Regions from separate parts of the Homo sapiens genome. Here region 2 is linked to region 1. The links are chromatin loops, found by intact Hi-C in ENCODE. Cell type or tissue: tibial artery. All regions are shown on one strand.

Region 1 (8,000 bases):
TGTAATTTTTCGAAGATTCACTGTGAAAAAATATATGAAATATCTCATTTATAATTTTTATATTGATTACATATTGAAATAATGTTTTGAATATATCAGATTAAAAATATATTGTTAAAATTAATTTCACCTGTTTTACCTTTTCACTTTCTTTTATGTGACTACTGGACATTTTTCAATTCCCTAAGGGAATTGAGTTCCCCGGGGCTGACGGGGAGCACGGCCTGGGCAGCCCTTTCCCGAGGATGTCCCAGTGGAGACGGGCTCACACCGAGGTGCGCGCACATGCGCGTCTGCGCGGTCCGCCGCGGGTGGACCGAATCTCACCCCGTGCCCACGACCGGCGGGCTTTCCTGTTTGCCTTTTTGAACTCTGTTTTCTTTGAGTCTTGGAGAGAGCCAGGGGCTGTGATGTCACTGTATAAACAGAGGGAAGGGTGGGGGCGAAAGTTGCATTGGAGCGAACCCGGCGGTGGAGGAGGGCTGGTGGGAGGATGGGGGTGGGGAGGGAGATTTTTTTTTTAAAAGTGGTTTGGTCTCGGGGGTGTAGGGGCAGCGGGGGACTCTGCAGAGTCCCGATAAAGAAACAGAATGGGACTGCCAGTCCCTAACCTAGGGGCGGGGAGGGGGACGTGGCTGGAAGAGACAGGGGTTGGTGGGGGGAGGTTGGAAAAATATGGGACGCCTAGAGCTAATTCCTCTGATTAAAAATGCATTAGTTTGGAGGTGTCAGGGACACGCAGCTGTTTTCAAGGAAAGCCTGGCTCCAAGAGGTCCTCCCCGGCCGGGCCGCCTGGCGGCTCCATCCCGGGTGGGTGTCAGCGAGCGCGCAGCCCCCGACGCTTGTCCTCTCCCTGACAGGGCCCTGGCCAATGTCCTGCTGCTGCGGGTCGTGGTAATTTACATCCTCTCTGTGTACATTAACTTATCTGCAGCCGCGCTGGCTGCGCTCCTTCAGTCAGCCTGTCTCCTGCGCAGCCTGGGAGCCTTCCCCGACCCAGCGACCCACCGGGCGGCCGGGGGCGACTGGGGAACCCTGGGAATCACAACAACCGCCCGGTTCCGACCCGGCCCGGACGCCCGCGGGGGCGGGGGACTCTGTGGGGCCAGGCGTGGAGGGCCGGCGAGCCCGGCTCGGGCAGGGCAGAGGCGGGCGGCCGGGGGCTGGCGGCGAACACTTAGTGGCTAATTCATGACTCATGACTCATGCGCAGGCTCCTCTTCAGTGACAGCCGGGACAGTTCCTGGTTATTTGTAGCCCCCCGGCTTTCATTTCGCTGTAATTAAGCAGTCATTTGAGGGTCATTTCATCCCCGTTATAGGTTTCTCTGTTTTAATCATGCTTTGAGTTCCAGTGGGGGCAGCAGGGAGTGGAAGGGGAGGTTGGGAAGGAGGCGTGGAGGGCAAGAGGGTAATCGTCTCTGAGAACGCGTGCACTTTTCATAACTCTTCCCGTGACAGGCCCTGGTGCAGGCTCCGCAGACGCCGACGCCCGGCGCTCCGCTCCGGGGCGCGGGCCAGATCCTCTTCCCTGACACCCGCGGTCTTCCCTGAGAAGAGGTCTGGCCCTTTTTGAGTCAGATGTTGGATTTTCTGCTTTCCCCTCTGGCACCACACTAATCATTCTCTTTAATCGCTGTAGCTTTTTAATGAGGCCAAGTAGGTATTTATGGAGCCGTCTACTCTCCAAACGCTGATGCTTGATAAGTCATTTATAACTTATCGGTGGGCTTTGCATAGGCCAAACCCAGAAGAAAGGAAGTGAGAATAAAATAGAGGCTGGATTTTACGAGGAACCTTCAGCGTATCTTCAGGTCCTAGATGGTACCAAGCCCTTGTGGGAAATGTTCAATCCATCAGACATAAGAATAAGAAACGGCCACAGCCTGTCCGAATTTTGTGAAAATTCTCTGGCTGTCATTCTTGATTTTTTTTTTTTTAATTCCCTCCACTTTCTCCTTTGGCTGGTTCATGTATTCTTTAGATATCATTTGAAGCTTCCATTCCAAGGCCAAGTCTAAGATGTTCTTTAAAGAAATCTTAAGCTATTGCATTTGGAGGGCACACAGATTGAAACTGAAAGGACTGGAAAGAAATAAAGGACAGAAACCAGATTTTCTGTCATTGCAAAGAGTAGGTGCCACAGGCTCCAAATCTCAGTAGATATTAAAGTTAAAGCAGGAGTCTGCGGTAACAGTAGGAGGGTGGTTGCTTTCAAAAGAGAAGGGAAGAGAGAAAACCTGTCCAAGAAAGGGCAGGAGAAAGAGTGAGAGAGAAACAACACAGACTAGAAAAACAAAATGAATGAATCAATCAACATATGAGTATTTAATGTGCATTAAGGAAACTTCAAAAATGTTTTCAGCCATAAAATGGAATAAAATACTGATACATGCTATAACCATGGATGAGCCTTGAGAACTTTAAACTAGGTGAGAGAAGCCACTTATAAAAGACCACATATTCTATAATTCCATTTAGATGAAACGTCCAGAACAGGCAACTCTATAGAGACGGGAAGTAGATTAGCTGTTACCTTGAACTGGGGGTGGGGGTAGGAGTAAGGGGACTGGGGGAGCGACTGCTAGAATTAATTGTGATGGTGATTGTACAACTCTGAATATGCTAATAACCACAGACTTACATGCTTTAAATGGGTGAATTGTATAGTATGTGAATTATATCTCAATAAATCTGTTACTGAAAACAGTTTCCGTTAAGTTAAATAGAAGCAGGTCCCAAAACAGCACCACTAAAAAATTCTCTTGCTAAGTGCACTGCTCCTTCCTATATGACAATGTAAACAGCAAATACTGTTCCTAGGACGGGGTCTGGTTTTTCACTTGGTCCCCAGTGCCTAGAACAATGCTGCTTATGGAAGGTACACAACAAATATTTGCTGGAAGAGAACTTGCAAATAACCAGATGGCCAAATTCAGACTTATACCACGCTCACCCTGCCATCTCTTCGCTGCACCCTCTAGCTTTCCAATATTATCATTTTATATATATAAAATATACAAATATATATTATTATATATACAAATGTATATTATTATATATAGTATCATTATTATTATTAATACAGCTAGTACTAATAACTAACAAACAACATTTTGTTTATATATTTTGTGCCAGGCACTGTACATATATTTGCTTCTAATCCTTATAAAACCCAGCAATGTAAACCCACTGAACCCAGGTCTGTCTGGCTCCCAAAGTTTTAGTCTATTATAAACACCGCCTGCTAAAAACACTAAACACAAAGGCAAGGAGAAACATCAACGAACATGCAAAAGAGAACCAGCCAAAGTCACCGACAGAGGAAACCAAAGAAAATCTGGTTTCTATGTTTATTTTAGTTTTAATTTTTATTTTTTTGAGACAGAGTCTCGCTGTTACCCAGGCTGGAGTGCAGTGGTGTGATCATGATTTCTATGTTTAAGCTGAAAGAAGTATCAAGAAGCATCACTCAAACACATCACTCAAAGAACGATGGCTTGTCTTATTTAAAATTATATCACTCATAGAACTATGGCTTGTCTTATTTAAAATTACGATAATTTTATACTAACCATGGATTATATATGCAACAGCTACGGAGGACTTACTATGTACATAGTTCACAGGAGCTTATGTTCGAGCCTGTTATAAAAGCTACTGTCTCTTAAAAAAAAAACAAAAATGAGTGCTCAGTATATTTGTCTAAGTAGTGAACAAAAGGTTTAACCGTACAGTAATGGAAACATTCTGGTTTCCCAAAACCTCTTCCTAAAGCTGAAACATTTTTGTGGAAAGTTAAGGAAAAGACCCAGAACTCTATGAAGGGCTGCCTAAATGACTACCCACAAAAGTAGCTGGGGAGAAATACAAATTAGAATACATCCAAACTATTCGAAAGCTACTGTGGTGTGTGCTTGGGCTTGAGCCTGCTGCCTAGGTGTTCATTAAGTGTTCATAATATTTCTTATGTCCATAATCCAAGATTCCAGACCCACATCCCAACCAAGACTCAGACCCGCCATCTTATCTCATGCATATTAGTTGGTATATATTGATACTACTTGTAATAATTATCCTAGAAAGACACAAAAACCTTCTAATAAAAGGTTCTATATTCCTCTATCTACTTTGCTATCAGAATTTTGCTCTAAGATTTATAATGAATAGCCCCCATTTTCAAGTTGGAAAAACCAAGTACCCCCTGAAAGTACTTACTGAAACTGTCCCAAAGATCCATAATAGTAATAGGAAAAAATCTCAGCATGTCCTTCTCCCAACTGTTAGAGATACTCACCTCCTATTTAATGTGATAGGAGGTGTTCCTTCTACTTACAAAAAATTCGTATATATATTTAATTTTTTCTTAACTAAGTCTGAAAAGGAGAGACAACCTAGGCCATAAGTATGGAAAAGATGTATAGTTTCCCTCTCTCCTTTTTATGGGCGACTCCAAAGTGAAAGTCCAACCACTTAGGCGGATGAGCTTCAAGAAACTCTTCTCAGGACTGTGGAATGTGCACTGTGTCTACAGTCATCCATCCCTAAGCATATGTGGTTGTCACCCTCTAGTGGATGATCTATGATAATAGTTGGCAGCCTCCTGTGGGGCACAAGCACGATATTATCCAAGACTCACCTATCTTTAAGACGTAAATGACAGATAAGACTGCACCACAACTCTTCAGTCTTGGACACATATTTCCTAGGAAAATGGGTGCGCACGTGCTGTTTATTCAGTCTGCCATTCCCTGCTTCTTTTGAGTCTGTGTTTGTGTTTCCTACTGGTGTCTGGCATTTTCAAGAACAATACACATTTCCTTGAGGCAGACTTCTCCTACCATTGAGATAGTCCTAGGCAATTGATTCCCAGATATTGTTTGTATCCAGACTGGTCTTGAAAGCTTTCTCTATCTGCAGGTCTACTGGGTGTACCCAACTATTTAGCTGGTAACCAGGCACTTGCCAGTAGAATGCCAGTTCTGTGTTGAACAATTTGATCTACCTAGGAAAGTTGTGGACGATAAATATTGTTTCCATGTTTGCCGCTGTGTAAGGAGCCTAAACATAGATTCTTAGAGACTCTGATAGAATTTTTAGAGGTGGAAATGATAGGGTTTGCATTACCTTAAATTTTCAAGACTCAACACCAAGCATTAGATTGGAAAATAGAACTTTTTACAAAAGCCCTCTAAAATGAAGTCTGGCTTTGAATTCATTAGTATTACTAGATTCAAAATATAATCACATGATTTTCTTCTCTCCATTTTATTAGGTAACTGAAGATTTACATCTGTAAATCTGGATGGGAACTGAATTCCTACATCATAGACAGTTTCAAGGAGGGAAGGATTATGTGTTCAGGAAATACTCTGCATTCTCAAAACTCTACATTGTTGGTGCTTAGATTTGCTCTGTGAGAACCTACTGAAATAAACCTTTTCTCTGGAAGACAAGTACAGTTTCCCGAAGATCTGTTTATTTGCCAGCAGAGGAGTTGAATATTTGAAGCCAAGCCACCTTGGTTCTAAATCTGTGGTTAAATGGAAATCAGAGCACTGAGATATGCGGTGCCCCTCCCCACTCTTACTCATTTGAAAGATGAAGAAACTGAGGCTTGGCAAGGTTGAGTGGAGTTCACATAGCTAGCTAACCACAGAGCTGGCACCAAACAGGAGCCCAGCTCTCCAACTCCTAGGCCCTTGCCTCTCAGGTGGAATTTTCTTAGTGATTAGGAGAAAATCAGTTCCCTAGCCCTGTTCACAAGAGTTTATATTCTGTTTGGTTAAAAAGCATTTTTCTTGTTGTAAGAAATAAGTAACATAAAATTTACCATTTTAACTTTTTTTTTTTTCCCCATAGAGTCTCGCTCTGTCACCCAGGCTGGAATGATGCAGTGGCGAGCTCTCAACTCACTGCAACTTCCACCTCCTGGGTTCCAGCAATTCTCCTGCCTCAGCCTCCCAAGTAGCTGGGACTACAGGTACGCGCCACAGCGCCCAACTAATTTTTGCATTTTGTAGTAGAGACGGGGTTTCACCATATTGGCCAGGCTGGTCTCAAACTCCTGACCTCATGATCCGCCCACTTTTGCCTCCCAAAGTACTGGGATTACAGGCGTGAGCCACTGTGCCTGGCCCATTTTAAGTGTTTTAAGTGTACAATTTTGTGGCATTAAGTACATTCACATAATTGAGCAACTATCCCCAGCATCTATTTCCAGAACTTTAAAAAATCTTCCCAAACAAACTCTGTCTCCACTATCTAATAATTTCTCATTCTCCCCTACCCTCAGCCCCTGGCAACTACTATTCTACTTTTTGCCTTTACGAATTTGACCACTGTAGGTGCCTCATATAAGTGGAATCAAACACTATTTGCCCCTTTGTTACTGGCATGTTTCACTTAGCATATTTTCAAGGTTAATCCATGTTGCAGCATGTCAGAATTTCCTTCATTTTAAACGCTAAATAATATTCCTGTGTTTGTCTGTGTGTGTGTGTGTGTGTGTGTGTGTGTGTGTGTATTACACTTTGTTTTGTTTGTCCATTCATCCGTCAATAGATACTTGGGAAAAATATTTTTTAAATGCACAATAAAAATAAATATAAATATGTAAGAAGTAAAAGCATCTCTGCAAGAGGCTTGAGGCTATATTTGTTTAAAAAAGACTGCTGGGAATTGCTGGAGTAATTAAAGAGTAATTTAATAATTTTACACAGAACTATTTTAAATTGAAACTGTGAGCTTTGGTTTACTTACCTTTATATTCTCTACCACCTCCCATGGCATCCTAGCATCAGCACAGGGTCACATGTGGTAGGTACTCAATAAATATATGCTAAATTTCCAAGTCATGCATAGGAAAAATCAAAGGCAATCTATATTATCATTGTTTTTCCTTTTTTGTTAATTTTATTTACTACACAGTGAACTGATTACTACAGTCAAGCTAATTAACATATCCATCTCTTCACTTAGTTACTGCGTATATACGTGTGGTCCGGGGGAGGGAGGGAGAGAACATTTGAAGATCTACTCCCTTTGCCAATTGCAAGTATGCAATACAGTATTATCAACCACAGTCACCAGGCTGTACATTAAATCTCTGGCAGTATTCATCCTGCATAACTGAAACTTTGTGTCCTTTGGGCAACGTTTCTTCAGTTCCCCTCCACTTCTGCTCCCAGTAACTACCTTTCTGCTCTGCTTCCATGAATTCGACTTTTCTAGATTCCACATAGCAAGTTCATGTCATGATTTTTCTTAATCATTCCAGAGGAAGATGATCTGCTTCTGTGATTATTCCAGAGGAAGATGCAAAAGTTCCTGGCAAAAATCTTATATATAGAAAGAACGTTCTCCTGGAAGAACAACGTATTAGCCAAGGTTCTTAATTTCAAATAATGGAACTAATTCTAATTCAAAAGACCAAGCCCAAAAAGAGTTGACTGAAAAAATATTGCATCTCTCATGGAATTGCTAAATGTCTGGAGAACCAGGCTTGAGGATTCCAGAAACAATGTCCAAAACCATGTCCAAAACTGATCCGAGGAGGAAAACACCAAAGGTTATGCCAATGCCAAGCAGTGGGGGCTCCTCTTTGCTCAGCTGCCAGGACATAACTGCACCAAACAACCATCCTGCCACTTCTACCCAGGAGCCCAACTTTCCAACCCTGGTGTCCTGGATGCCTAGAATACCACCTCAACAACCAAACTGATTCCATAGAGCCCCTCCCTCAAACAGTAACACAAGTCACATTTAAGTATAGTGATTGGTGGGGTGTGGGTCACATGCCTGTGTCCAGCTACAAGGTGGCTGGGAAGAAAGTTCCCTATTTTCTCACTAAGAGATGTGGGGCACGTAAGGAAGATGATTTCTTGCATATAAAAAGGGTGTTCAAAAAGTACTGGGCAGCCACTACTGAAGGTAAAAGGACTATGTTTTCCCTAAGAATTATCAGGCAGAAGAACAGATAAAATCCTAGCTGGAATAATT
Region 2 (8,000 bases), 560 kb before region 1:
CTTTGTTTTAGGCTGGATGGCTCACGCGTTCAGAGGAGGGACAGCGCTTGTTGCAGAGAATGAGATTTAGTGTGATGTGTATAAAGGTGTTTCATGGCTAAAGACCAAACAGAGACTAGTGTCTCCCACTCAGGAAGAATAATCACCATGCTAATGGATTAAAATTCTGTTACATAGAATAATCACAGGTTTAAATAAGACTCTGCCTGCTTTATAATTATCAGTATGTGAAAATACACTGAATCAAGGCTGAGTGTAGTGGCTCATGCCTGTAATCCCAGCACTTTGGGAGGCTGAGGCGGGAGGATCACTTGAGGGCAGGAGTTCAAGACCAGCCTGGCCAATCTGGTGAAACCCCGTCTCTACTAAAAATACAAAAATTAACTGGGTGTGGTGGGAGGCACCTCTAATCCCAGCTACTGGGGAGGCTGAGGCAGGAGAATCGCTTGAGCCCGGGAGGTGGAGGTTGCAGTGAGCCGAGATTGTGCCACTGCACTGCAGCCTGGGTGACAGAGTGAGTCTCTGTCTCAAAAAAAAGGAAAAAAAATATATATATACGAATCAAGATGACTCTTAGATATTTGGCTAGAGCCACGGGGTTGATGGGTAGATGGTGATGTTAGTTCTCAAGGAAAGGACCTGCGACAAGTTTATTTGTCACATTTATTTCCTGTTTCAATTATTTCCAAAATGATCAAGACAGGAAATAGGGAGAACAGGTTGGGTGTGTACATATGTGTATTGAATCCAGTGCTTAAACTCACATGCTCTGAAGTCAGAGGTCATGCGTCCAAATCCCAGTTTCACCACTTACTACTTGGGTGATCTTGGGCAAGTGGGTTTATCTCTCTGTGTTTTCGGATCCTAATATAGAAAATAGGTATAAGCCGGGAGCAGTGGCTCACGCCTATAATCCCAGTACTTTGGGAGGCCAAGGCGGGCAGATCACTTGAGCTCAGGAATTTGAGACCAGCCTGGCCAACAGGGTGAAACCCCATCTCTACTAAAACACAAAAATTAGCTGGGTATGGTGGTGTGAGCCTGTAGTCCCAGCTACTCGGGAGGCTGAGGCAGGAGAATTGCTTGAACCCGGGAGGCAGAGGTTGCAGTGAGCTGAGATTGGGCCACTGCACTCCAGCCTGGGCAACAGAGTGAGACTGTCTCAAAAAAAAAAAAAAAAAAAAAGGTATAATTATAGGGTTAAATAAGACCATATATTTATAAACTCATGTGCTCAGCACACCGTAGAAACTCAATATGTGAAGATCATTTGTATTAGTAGTAGTGGTAGTAGCAGTAATATTTCTCCTGGGAATAGCACAGGAGCAGTCTAAGGAGGCAACAGTGGGTGGGTCATGATGGGCAAACAGTAGGAAGAAATGCCTGTGTTGGTACCATTTCCCAAACTGTGAAAACAGAGCCAAGAAAGCTTTGATGGACAAAACTCCCGGAAGCCTCAAGGCAGGCTCTTGCAGGGAAGAGGTCATTGAGGCATCTTGGATAAAAACGGTGGGCTGGGAAGGAATGAGACCAAGGATTGAATGCTGGAGCTGTGGCTTACCAGCTCTGAAACTTGGATCAAATTCTCTGAGCTTAATGTCTTCATTTGTAAATTGTGGATTAAAAATACCTAAATGACAGGGCTGTTGTGATGATAGATAGTGTTCTTATGTTAAAGTGTCCCACTTGGATGGATATGCAGGAAATGTTTGTTTTCCAAATAGCATCTGACTTCTTACTGAATAATGAATCCTTGAAGGCACACAGTCCTCTGAGCTGGAGGCCAGGAGTAGCTTTTGAAATCACCCAAGAAGGAGCAGCCCTGAGCAGCTGCGGGTCCCTCCCAGGCTGACTCAGACCTTTCACCCAGGCGGCCTTTGGGCCTTGTGCTTTGGGAGTCAGGAACCCCAGACTCAAGTCCGTTCTGGCCCAGCCCTTTCTTGGGCTCATTGTTCTGGGAGGCCTTGTACTATTTGTTCATCTAATCTGTTAGCAAAAAGGCAAACTAAATATCCTTCATTTGGACCTCTGGCTTATATCCCACAAAGGACAGAAGTGTCCTACCCGGGGTGGCTAGTGGCACCCCTGTCTTTGTTCCTGTTTGGCCTCTCTAAAAGGCCCTGGGCAGAGAGCTGTGACAGGTGATTGGGAAAGGGCCTGGTGTATCTGCCTCTCCAGGCCTGTTTGGACTTGATTCCTGTTCTCTGATGCCAGGAGGGGCCCCAGAAAAGCGCTGGGACAATACCTATCAAGCCCAAGTAACAAATAGAGGTACCTAAAGTTCAAACAGGTGTGTCCCTTCCTATTTTGTACCTATTACGGAGTGAAGTCAGGGTCCAAAGCCACTTTGCCTGGCTGTAGATGGCCTGTCTACTACTTACTCCCTGACCTGCTGTCTCCCTCAAGTCATTCCCCGACTGTGTGATGGCCACAGTCCCTGGCCGGGTAATCAACTCTCCACTAAGCAGGCCGCCCACCCAGATTTCTCTGCCCTGTCTCATGGGCTGGGATCCCTCCCACCTCCACTCCATCCTGAGAATACCTTGGTTCACTCCCCTATCTCCTGGGCCTCTGTCTGGGTGGCCCATGACTTCCACCTGGAATGCCATTATCTCCAAATCCCATTCTCCCTTCAAGTCCCAGCTGAAGTCCTGCCTCCTCACGATACCTTCCTGTCTACCCAGCTCCCGGGAGCACCTCCTTCAGCCTCCTATGACGTCCACTCTCCCCTCACAGGAGAGCTGCCCAGTAATCATCTTTTGTGTGTTTGCTGCTTCGTTTTGTGTTTTCTGTTTAATTTGTATCTTCCTGTTCCTCCTTCCGACCCTACACACATCTTCCAACTGGATTCCAGGGCCCTGAAAAGGCAGCCAGTGTTGGACTGGCTCATGGCTGCCGCAGAGGAGCTACCCTCCTTGGAGAAGCAAGGCTGCATCCCCTTTTTTTTGCTGACTTAACAACGTCCTGTTTCTACTTCGTGAGATGGCACTGACTCACCACTAGTGGTCGCTATTATTCACACCCTTACTTTCATAATTCAAACTAATTGGGAAACACGTATCTGTCAGCTTCTCTATGGGACTGGATTGCTAGAGGCAAAAAAAAGTGCTAGAGTCAATAAGTTTAATCAGTAACAGAAGTAAAGTATAGAGTCCCCAGGGAAACCTTTAGGAAAGATCTTCATGAGTCTGCTTATAAGGAAAGGAAGAGGCCTCCCAAGCAACAGGTCCCAGACATTCCTACTCCACATACGGATTGAATGTTTATTAAGTTCTGACAACATGCAGGACTGAAAATTTCTCTAGGCATTTATGAGGGTCATGCTGTTAAAATGAGATAAAGAATGAAATATGTTTGATATCATTATACAGACGTATACATAACTCTGTGTGTGTGTGTGTGTGTGTGTGTGTGTGTGTGTGTATACTCTTTTTTGTTTTATTTTATTTTCTTTTTTGTTGTATGGAGTCAGAAAGATCTAGCTGGGTTCAGATCCCAGCTTTGCTACCCGCCGGCTCTGGGGCCTTGGATACATCTCTTAACCTCTCTTGCCCATTGATCATTTATAAAATGTGAGCAATATTCCTTCCTTGAAGGGGTGTTGAGAGCTATAACTGAGATAAGGGTGTAGTCTGGGACCAGCAGCATCCAGGGAGCTGTCAAAATGCAGAACCTCAGGCCCCACCCCAGAGTAACCTAAGCAGAATCTGCATTTAATGAGATCCCTCAGTAATTTGCATGTATGTTAACGTTTAAAATTCCTGTCCTCAAGGAACAAATAATCAGTGTACAGATCTATATGGAGAGGATAATAGCAGCAGCTTACATCTGTAGAGTTCTCCGGCCTTTCTGAAGTGACTTTGGACTCCAAGTGAGGAGTGTTGCTGGTCGGATTTGGGTCTTGATAACGTTGACAGAAATAGCTGTGAGGACTTGGCGGCAGATGGAATGCGCCGCGGGTCTGGGTGTAGGGATGGCAGGGGGAGGAGGGGAGGTGTGGACACTGTTGGCAGAAGGTGGAAGTTAGGAAGGCTGGGAGCGTGTAAGAAGGAGATAGTGTGCTGGACATGGAGGAAAAGTTCTTCCAAGGCTTTGGGAGCATGGAGCCAAGAGACACTGAAAGAAATCAGCCTATTTACGTAGAATTTGCTAGAGCAAAGTCTTTTCTAAAAGTCACAATAGCTTTCTTTATACATTAGACTCCATCCAAATGAATAAATTCACATATACGGCAGATGGTAATAAAGCAAAACTATTATTAATTTAAAATAATAGATGATGGTGCTGGGTGGGAATCTTGGAGATCATTTTCAGTCTAATCCTTTCAGCCCCTGAGGCTCAGCTGGTGTAGGGACTTCTCTCATCTGCCACTTCCAGTGTGACCTCCTCTCACTAAACCTTTTTTCTTGGCTGTGAAATGGGGCAATAAATAACTGAGTTTACAGGTTGCTATGCGGATTCAATGAGATAATTCATGGAAAGCACTTAGCACAATGCCTGACTCTAATTAAGTAACAACATATAATATTATCAAATTGCTACTGACCTATAGGAGGTAGAGAGGGACACATTTTTTATCAAGACTAGTACAATTATTAGTAAAGATTATGGAAGTAAATTTGAGATTCAAGTAGCTAAACCAATTTTTTGTTGTTCCCAGTATGAATAATGATGATACCATATTACAATAATAGTAAAACCAACAATAACTGCAACAATAATTATATCATACTAAACACTAACCATAGCTAACATTCCCTGGATGCTTATCATTAGGTTGGTGTGAAAGCCATTGTGGTTTTTGCCGTTAAAAGTAATTGGAAAAAGAGCAATTACTTTTGCACCAACCTAATATATGCCAAGCACTAAATGAAGCACTTCACTTGGATTATCTCATTTGATTCTTCAAACGTGTATGATGTGTATAATACTATCACCAGTTTATAGATGAAGCAACTGAGGCCTAGTGAGATTAGGTATTGGGCCCAAGGCCTGGAGCTTGTACGTGGAACTCACATTGGAATCCAGACTGCCTGGCTCTCTAAATTGCTCTCTTAACCACTACACTAGCTCCCACATGAATATACCAGTGAACAAAATGCTCTTTCCATTGGTGGCAAATTAGGTGCTATTTGTTTTCTGGCCTGATGCTGTGATACATTTTAAAGAAAATACATGGTTGCAAGTTGAAAAAGAGAGTAGCTTGAAAACAAAAGAAAGGAGGATTGGAAAATCTGTTAACCTCCTGTGTGCTGTGCCAGGGACAGTCACATGCATGAACTCAATAACCCTTTGTGGATATGACCTACATAGTCATGGAGAGCAAACCTTAGCCTCAGAGAAGTTAAGTCATGTGCCCAGGATATAAACTAGTAAGTGAAGGGGCTGGGATTTGAGCCTGAGCCCAAAGCCCAAGCTAGCTCAAAAAAGATGCGGAGCCCTGACTTGTATTTTGACCCAGAGGAAAATTAGATCTCTCCCAATTTCCCAAAGTCCCTAAAACCTGATACCACTGCCAAATTCCTCTGCCAAATTCATCATAGTCTTAACACAGCTTGAAGGACTTCCCGTAGAACTGTTGGAAATTCTGTCCTGGAAGGGCATGTAAAGCTCCTTTCTAGAAGTATTTTACTTTGGACTTATGGCTCACCCCTTTCCAGTATGAATTATAAGCAGCTCACAACTACACAACTGTACCACAAGAAAACAGAAAATTTAGGTAGGAAGGAGAAATTTAGGCTAGGAATAAGGTTAATTTCCAAAATATATGCCAATAGCCCTGAATCAGGTCAGGTAGGCCGTGTGGTATTTTTAATTGGAGTAAATACTGCATTTACTCCCAGAGGGACTATAGGCAGCAAAATCCAAGTAACTTCCTCACGAGTCCCTGGGTCAGGTGAATTACTGTAGAAAATGGGAGATACTTCAAGGCATGGTCTGGCCTTAGAGCTAAAGTTCTGCTTGGGGAACAGGCCCTTCCTTAGTCTGTCTTATAGGCCCCAGGGTAAGACAAGTGTTTGGCTGAAGAGCCATAGGCCCCCCTCTCTGCAGCAGTTCTCAAGTTCTTAGTGCCTTTTCTCCGTGGTACTGTTGCATGTGATATTTCACTAAAACCCCTTTCCTTTCCCTTTTTTTTTTTTTTTTTTTTTTTTGAGACGGAGTCTTGCTTGGTTGCCCAGGCTGGAGTGTGGTGGTGTGATCTCAGCTCACTGGCAAGCTCCGCCTCCCAGGTTCATGCCATTCTCTAACCGTGTTAGCCAGGATGGTCTCAATCTCCTGACCTCGTGATCTGCCCACCTCGGCCTCCCAAAGTGTTGGGATTACAGGTGTGAGCCACTGCACCCGGCTTTTTTTTTTTTTTTTTTTTTTTGTGGCAGTGGGAGGGGAGACCCAGTCTCTCTGTTGCCCACGCTGGAGTGCAGTGGCATGATCTCAGCTCACTGCAACCTCCTTCTCCCGGGTTCAAGTGATTATCTTGACCCAGCCTCCTGAGTAGGAGGGATTACAAGTGTGCACCACCACACCCAGCTAATTTTTGTATTTTTAGTAGAGACAGGGTTTCACCATGTTTGCCAGGCTGGTATCGAACTCCTGACGTCAGGTGATCCACCCACCTCGGCCTCCCAAAGTGCTGGGATTACAGGTGTGAGCCACCACTCCCTGCCTCTTTTATTTATTTATTTATTTATTTATTTTAAACAGAGTCTCCCTCTGTTGCACTGCAATCTCTGCCTCCCAGGTTCAAGCGATTCTCATGCCTCAGCCTCCGGAGTAGCTGGGACTACAGGCACACGCCATCACGCCTGGCTAATTTTTGTATTTTTAGTAGAGACAGGGTTTCACCATGTTGGCCAGGCTGGTCTCAAACTCCTGACCTCAAGTGATCCACCCGCCTAGGCCTCCCAAAGTGCTGGGATTACAGGCATGAGCCACCGTGTCCCGCCAAAACCCCTTTTCTTTGACGTGCTCTCGTTCCACTGAAGGGGAAAGCTCAGCTCTTCCCAGGATGCAAAAAGCCTCCTTCCCCAGCAAGATGGAACTCCCAAGCTCCGGGCAAAGGGGCCTGTAGAATTTCTCTCATTTATGGCTATCAGAAAAATAGGGCGGGAATCAGCCTTCATCACCCGGACCCAACCTTGTGTCAACAGCCCTCACAAACAGAGGGGCCCAGCAACCACCTTTTACACCGCCTGGTACTGTACACGGGCACCAGTTCACACGCTCAGCGAAAGGAAAACAAGCGGTGGCCCTGTCCCGCCGATAATGCCCGACCCTGCGGCAGGGGCCCTTGTTCTCTCCCTGCGCCTTCCCGCGCCCTGCGGGCAGCCCTGATAAGTCTGCGTGGTGGGCAGGCTTGTGTTTGAGTTCGGGTTGTCAGACCCATTACTCAAAGGGAGGACGTGGACTTGCTTTGAGAAGGGCGAACTCTGGTCTTAAAGACTAGGCGAGGACAACCATGATTTATGATTAACCCAGTGACTCCACTGTTAAGCGTGGTCTCAGTGACCGCCGTTTGAGTCGTGACTTTTTTGTGCAGTTGCTGTGCCTCCATCCAGGTGTGAGTTGAGGGCACCATAAAGAAGGTCGAGAGAGCAAGAAATTGGCACGTTGTGGCCAGAAGGCAGGCCTGCATGTTGCCACCTGCTGAAGGAAGAGGGACTCTTTGATTTTCCATGAACCAGCTAAGCACAAGCAATACCTGGATGGGTACACCTGGGTTAGATCCTGTGCCTGTCACTGGCAATGTAGGGAAATTTATTGATTTTTCTTTAAAAAAAAAAAAATAGAGATAGGGTCTCGCTATGTTGTGCAGGCTGGTCTTGAGCTCCTGGCCACAAGTGATCCTCTTGCCTTGGCCTCCCAAAGTGCTGGGATAACGGGCGTGAGCCACCTCGCCTGGCCAAGGGAAACATTTGTGAAAGTGAGTGAGAATAACATTCTTCTTAACTCTCCACAATCAAAACTTGGGGCTTCTTTATGCACTTGAGCGAGTTATTGAA

Evidence for each region. Hi-C counts contacts between places; a loop is a spot of excess contacts. Peaks named below come from ENCODE experiments on the same cell type or tissue, not always from the same donor. Only the 100,000 strongest peaks of a DNase experiment are listed, where the experiment ranks them.
Region 2: a loop joins it to region 1, with 6 times the contacts of the local background. A loop is called at or near these places in 50 of 110 quality-filtered maps.

The regions. Positions count from the first base shown.
Region 1 is chr18:22,558,742-22,566,741 of GRCh38, forward strand. The region is part of intron 2 of LOC124904265 (a long non-coding RNA gene); the gene reads left to right. Among named protein-coding and RNA genes, the nearest start is that of CTAGE1, 140 kb to the left of the region's middle. In tibial artery, a CTCF peak has its summit at 4,587 (motif pointing left); DNase peaks (open chromatin) are centred at 380, 934, 1,160, 1,403 and 1 weaker place; H3K4me3 peaks cover 3,578 bases; H3K27ac peaks cover 5,745 bases.
Region 2 is chr18:21,994,799-22,002,798 of GRCh38, forward strand. It overlaps LINC01900 (long intergenic non-protein coding RNA 1900), which reads left to right. Exons shown (of 3, transcript XR_001753529.2): 3 at 12-179. Among named protein-coding and RNA genes, the nearest start is that of LINC01900, 18 kb to the left of the region's middle. In tibial artery, a CTCF peak has its summit at 3,010; DNase peaks (open chromatin) are centred at 1,835 and 7,456; H3K27ac peaks cover 1,022 bases.